2 separate regions of the Homo sapiens genome follow, and region 1 is linked to region 2. A link is a contact called in ENCODE Hi-C or POLR2A ChIA-PET data. All regions are on one chromosome and are shown on one strand. The core of a region is the stretch at or near the end of the contact, and the rest is flanking DNA. Distances in the headings are between cores, read along the strand shown.

Evidence for each region. Hi-C counts contacts between places; a loop is a spot of excess contacts on that map. ChIA-PET counts read pairs that join two places held with the same protein, here RNA polymerase II (POLR2A). Pooled maps may share reads with other maps.
Region 1: a pooled map shows a loop between it and region 2 (4-fold over the local background). The contact joins the promoter of ATPAF1 here to the enhancer-like site in region 2. A Hi-C loop is called at or near these places in 5 of 50 pooled maps. POLR2A ChIA-PET finds 5 or more read pairs at or near these places in 6 of 52 experiments (BJ, CD4-positive, alpha-beta T cell, WTC11 and 3 more).

The regions. Positions count from the first base shown.
Region 1 is chr1:46,666,772-46,669,712 of GRCh38, reverse strand. ATPAF1 (ATP synthase mitochondrial F1 complex assembly factor 1) reads left to right here and starts at 1,349. Exons shown (of 9, transcript NM_001394565.1): 1 at 1,349-1,656. The coding sequence starts at 1,391. It also overlaps a transcript of TEX38 not described here. RefSeq lists enhancers at 900-1,049, 2,845-2,941 and silencers at 1,562-1,732, 1,160-1,779.
Region 2 is chr1:46,579,302-46,582,107 of GRCh38, reverse strand. MKNK1 (MAPK interacting serine/threonine kinase 1) reads left to right here. Exons shown (of 13, transcript NM_001135553.4): 4 at 1,481-1,578. Among named protein-coding and RNA genes, the nearest start is that of MKNK1, 24 kb to the left of the region's middle. Within about 2 kb of position 1,372, at least 2 of the 41 ENCODE cell types and tissues checked have a DNase peak (open chromatin) inside an H3K27ac peak, as active enhancers do.

The sequences.
Region 1 (2,941 bases), core at 100-2,599, 88 kb before region 2:
TATCTCTATCTCTCTTGGCCTGCTGTTTTTCTGCATACCATGTAGCATCACCTAACATTATATATTTACTGTCTGTTTCACTCCACTAGAATGTAAGCTCAATGAATTAATATAAACAAGGATCTAAGAACTTCAGATAATGATAACTGCTATAAAGAGAATGCAATAGAGTGATGGGATAAAGACTATAAAGAGATGGAGGGGTTGTCATTTAGGTCCCTTGGAGGTGCTTACATGTGAACTGAGCCCTTAGATGATGAGGAGGCAGCCACATGCAGATCCACAGAGAAAACAGCAAGTGTTAGGAGTGTGAGCCAGGTATGGGCTGGCATACTTGAAGGACTTATTCATCTTCCATTACACTGTTCCTCGCACAGGGCAGGGCTCAGGGCTGATCTCCATGAGCATAGGTTGGATTGAGCAGAGTTGAAGGCTCTGCCCCTGTCCCAGGAGGGGCTTCAATCAGACAAAACCCAGACAAGAAGGACCTGATGATGAGTACTGTCCCAGAGAGCCCACTCCAGGACTGGCCCTGTTCTGTGAGCAGGTGGGACACAGAGATGTTAATGTCACTGTCCCTGACCCTAGGAGCTCACACCTGGTTCAGACGGTAAGGAAGATTGTGGCATTTGGGTTGAGAGAATGGAAGGAGAGAGGATTCCAGGGGTCAAAAAGGGCCTGAATAAGGACTCTTCAAGGAGTAATCCTGGTGTTTCTTTGGGAGAGAATAGGTCACTGTGGCTGGAGTTCAAGGAGGATGTCAGGAAGCAGAGGAAAAGGAGGCTTGGGAGGCAGCTGCCATCTTGAAAAGAGCTCAGCTGTCGGGTAGAACTTGAACAAGTCACATAATTACTCTCGGCCTCAGTTTCCTTATTTGTTAGATGAGGATAATACTGCCACACAGAGTATGAAGCCGCTCAGTGTCCTGCACATAGCAACCTCAGTAAAGAGAAGCTTGCTGCTGTGATTATAGTTGATGAAAAGACCTTCGATGCTGAAGGACGGACTACTACATCGAGTGCCTGGCACTACAGCGAGTGCCAGGGGCAAGCACCGCGAGGACATGGAGATCCGCTGGCTTTAGAGAACGGACTTGGCGCGCAGAGGCTGCTGGTCCCAGAGGGAGGAAGGGCGTTGAATTTGGGCAGCCTCCCTGGAGGAGGCGGGCCGTGGCATACACAGGGCGGCGAGAGCGCGCAGTGCCGGGGCCAGAGCGGCGCGCCCCCTCCTCCCCGCCCCGCCTCGCCGCTATCCCGCGCCCGGAACCTTGGGCGCGCGGAACCTCGGTGCCGGAGCGCGGGCGCGGCGCACTCGGAGCGGGATGGAGCGGGCGCGCGGGCCGCGGGCCGAGGCCGACGCGCCTGAGGAGGAGGAGGAGGCGGGGGCGGCCATGGCTGCTGTGGTGGTGGCGGCTGCGGGTGGCGCGGGACCGGCGGTCCTGCAGGTGGCCGGTCTCTACCGGGGCCTGTGCGCGGTGCGCAGCCGCGCCCTGGGCCTGGGGCTCGTGTCACCCGCGCAGCTGCGCGTCTTCCCAGTGCGCCCCGGCTCGGGCCGGCCCGAGGGGGGCGCCGACAGCAGCGGGGTCGGGGCCGAGGCCGAGCTCCAGGCCAACCCTTTCTACGACCGCTACCGCGACAAGATCCAGCTGCTGCGCAGGTGCGGGCCTGGGTTGGCTGGAGGCGGGCAGGAGGCGGGAGGAGGGGCGGCCCGGGCTGCTGGGCCTTAGGACAGCCCTGTGAGGTGGGCACTAGTACTGTCCCAGCTCTTCAGATGATGTAGCCAGGCTCCGCGAGGCTAGGTCACTTGCCCAAGATCACACAGCTAATTGGTGTCAGAGCTGGGAGTCTCTGCAAAGCCCTGGCTCGTTCCACGTTTGTCTGCTTTGGTTCTCCAAACGCTAAGGTGGACTCTTATGACAGCCCTGAGGCAGGCAGCTCAGAGACACCTGTCCTCATTATAGAAATGGGAAAACGCCTTCTAGAGAAGGGACTTGACTTGCTCAAGGTCACATATTAAGATAGCTGAGGCCTGGCTCAGAGCTGGAGTTCCCAGGCTGGTGGTAGCTTAGGGCCTTGACTGCAAGGAAAGGCGACTGGGGATGGGAGGAGGGCATCAAAGACTAATAGTGTCACAGTCGGATCACCCATTGAACCCTCTTAAGGAGACTGAGGATCAGCGAGAGTAAGAGACTTGCCAAAGGTCACACAGCTGTTTGGGATTTGTCTGACTCTGAGTCCAGGGTCCCTAACACCACCTCTTAGCTTCCAGAGGGAAGGATCTGGAGCTTAGAGGGGCTTAAGGTGCATATGAGGGGCTATAGGAGCATCTGAAGAGTTCAAGTGGGAAGAGCTAAAGGAGATCAGAGGTGAAAATTAAAGGGGCTTGGGAGAGAATTTAGCAGGGTAAGAAGGTAGTTGTCTTATGAAAGGAAACCAAAGACTTAGTACTGTAAATTTGAGTTCTGTCTCATCTCTACTTCCACTGCCTTAATCTACTCCATCATCGTCACCTGGGCTGTTGCCATTATCCTCTAACTAGAGTTCCCTACTTCCATTCCTGGACTACTTTACCCCAGTTCCTCTCACTGCTACTGTAGTGATCTTTCTTGCCATTTGAAACAGTTATGCAGTAAATGAATGAGTATTTTTGCTCTCCTTCCAGCAGCATTGAGATAGTCTCAAGTATTTGTCATCTTAAAAGCCTTTCTTTGATGTACATTCCCCTCCAGGCTTCTCTCGTTGATCTGTATTTGATCTGTTTTACACACAAGCATCTCTGAAGAGTTGTCTACTTGTACTTTGAATACTTTATCAGCATCCATTTATTCTTACCCACTCATGAACAAATAAATAACTGGTTTTACCGTCCTTCCCCACTGGATCATTCCCATCAACATTTACACATACTGTTATCCCCCCACTGACCTCTAAATAACATCCAA
Region 2 (2,806 bases), core at 123-2,622:
TTAACACAAGAGAGTACTTCCTATTTTTAAGGACAGCTTGTGCAATGACAGGACTTCTCCTGACTGAGAGTGATAAAATCTAATTCATGGTTGAAATGTCTTCTGCTCAGGCTGTGGGTTTCAATGCTAGGTGCCTCAAGAGGAAAAGGCTGAAGAATGGAGGCCGAGTGGGGATGAGGTCAGGCAGCTAGTGCTGTGATGGAGATGTAGCCTCCTTTGGAAGGGGCTCAAAGAGCTGTGCTCTTTGTGAGCTTGGGCAGGTCATCTAGATGTTCCTTTAACCCAGGTCTATTACTCTGTTAGAACAACTATGACTCAGTACCCTAAAAACCTCAAGGTGTCCTTTGCATCCTACTTCTATTTCCTGTGGGTGACTTCTGGAGACTTCTCAGAAGCCTCCAATGACTTCCATGTATGGGGTATAAAATAGAACAGTGTTTTATTCTCCTTTGTATAGCCAGTGCTTACACAGAACTTGGCACATAATAGGTGCTCAGTAAATGAGTAAATGAATATTCATTCAAATCATACCACTTCTCCTCTGATGATCCTCCAGATTCTCTGACCAATTTTTTTTTTTTTTTTTTTTTTTTTTTTTTGATATGGGGTCTCACTCTGTCACCAGGCTGGAGTGCAGTGGCACGATCTTGGCTCACTACAACCTCCGCCTCTCGGGTTCAAGCGATTCTCCTGCCTCAGCCCCCGAAATAGCTGGGACTTTAGGCGCGTGCCACCACACCCAGCTAATTTTTGTATTTTTAGTAGAGACGGGGTTTCCCACATTGGCCAGGATGGTCTCGATTTCTTCACCTCTTGATCTGCCCACCTCGGCCTCCCAAAGTGCCGGGACTACAGGTGTGAGCCACCATGCCCAGCCTCTCTGAACAGATTTAACCCTTTCTTCCCCCAACTTTTTTTTTTAACTGTACTTTGTCCCTCTGTGATAGTATTTACCAATGCCTGGTTTATTCTGGGGTCACCTGTGTATGTGTCTGTCTTCCCCACTGGACTGCGACCCTTAGAGGAGAGGGATCATGCGTATATATATTTTAGAGATGGGGTCTTGCTATGTTGGCCAGATTGGTTCTGAACTCCTGGCCTCAAGCAATCCTCCTGGCTTGGCCTCCCAAAGTGCTAGGATTACAGGTGTAAGCCCCTGCACCTGGCCTTTATTTTATTCCTTACTCTGTTATGCTGTCTGGCACATAGTAGATATTCAGGAAGTATGTGCCGAATTGAGACCCTTTTGCTAACCTCATCGCTAAAATGAGGAACAGGATGCCTTGTATGTGGTCTTGTTGTTGAGAAACTGGGTCCTCAGGTGGCTGGGAAAGCTACTTGTCTTCCTTGTCACTGAGTGCTAGAGTCATTGGGTGCCTGTGTCGTCTGATCAGGGAAGCTGAGCCACAAAAGTTCTTCCCATCTGAGCTTGCAGTAGGGTGACTCATCTTGTTATTCCTCTCATCCATTTCACCTCTAGATATGTACAAGCTGACCTCTGAATTGCTTGGAGAGGGAGCCTATGCCAAAGTTCAAGGTGCCGTGAGCCTACAGAATGGCAAAGAGTATGCCGTCAAAGTGAGTGTCTCAGCTGAATGCCAGGCTTTACTTTGCAAATAGTCATTCCTAGCTCATCTTGAACCAAATAAATGTTATATTCCATAAGAATGGGGACTCTGAAGCTGTATTCACTGGATTCAAATCTTGGTTTCTCTACTTACTGTGTACCTCGGGCAAGTTACTTAACTTCTCTGTCCTTCAGTTTTCTCATCTGTAAAATGGGTATAATACTAGAACCTATGTAGAATTGTTGTGAGGATTAAATAAGTTAATATAGGTAAAGTGCTTAGCACAATGCCTGGCTCATAGTAAGTTTCTCATTATTCTGACAAATGAAGTCAGCTTCAGGGAGTGGACAACCAGATTTGGAATTAGAAGGCCTACCTGAATATCTATTTTGACAAACTATAACTGTTTGACTTTGGGCAAGTCATCAAATGTCCGTAAGCCTCAGTTCCTACATCTCTAAATGATGATACCTGCCCTTCAGTCTCCTGAGGCAGTTATGAAGATGAAAATTAAAATATCCTGGGAGAGGTGGAAACACTTTACACGTCACAAAATGCTATCCAAGTGTTAGATGTTAGCATGATAGTGAGGATTAAAAACTAAGGTGACTGATTTGGTAACATCTGAATGATGTCTCAGAAAAAAAAAATTAAAAGAAGAAAACAAAACTAAAGCGACTGAGCACTCAGTTTTGGGGCAGGAGAAGTGGCTTCTGGCCTCATTGCTGCCTTTAATTAGCTGTAAGGCCTTGGAGTGGCTCATGTCACCCCTCTGTGCCTCCACTTGCCCTCTCCACATGGAAGAAGAGCTGGATCTTGAGCAGTGGTTCTCAAAATGTGTGCCCTGGACCAGCCTCAGCATCGCTTGGGAACTTGTTAGAAATAGAAGCTACCTGGCCCTACCTGAGAAGTACCAACTCAGAAACAGGGGTGGGCCCAGCAATACAAATGTTAACAAACTCTCCTGGTGACTCTGACACTCACTAATCCTTGAGGACTACTGTTGTAGGAAGGGCAGTTGTGAATGCTACTATGTGTTAGAAGCCCTTAGAGCTCTAACAAAGCACACACAGATCCAGGTTTCCAGATGTAGGATAGGGTCTGGATCTCTGTGGCTTGACCAGATTCCCCACTTGAGTCTCATAGCCACCAAAGTTTGAGGACTAACTGACCTAGAGAAAGGGTCTTTTTAAATCCAAGCTGATTTCAAATCACCCACCTGAGCCACCAGGTCAAAT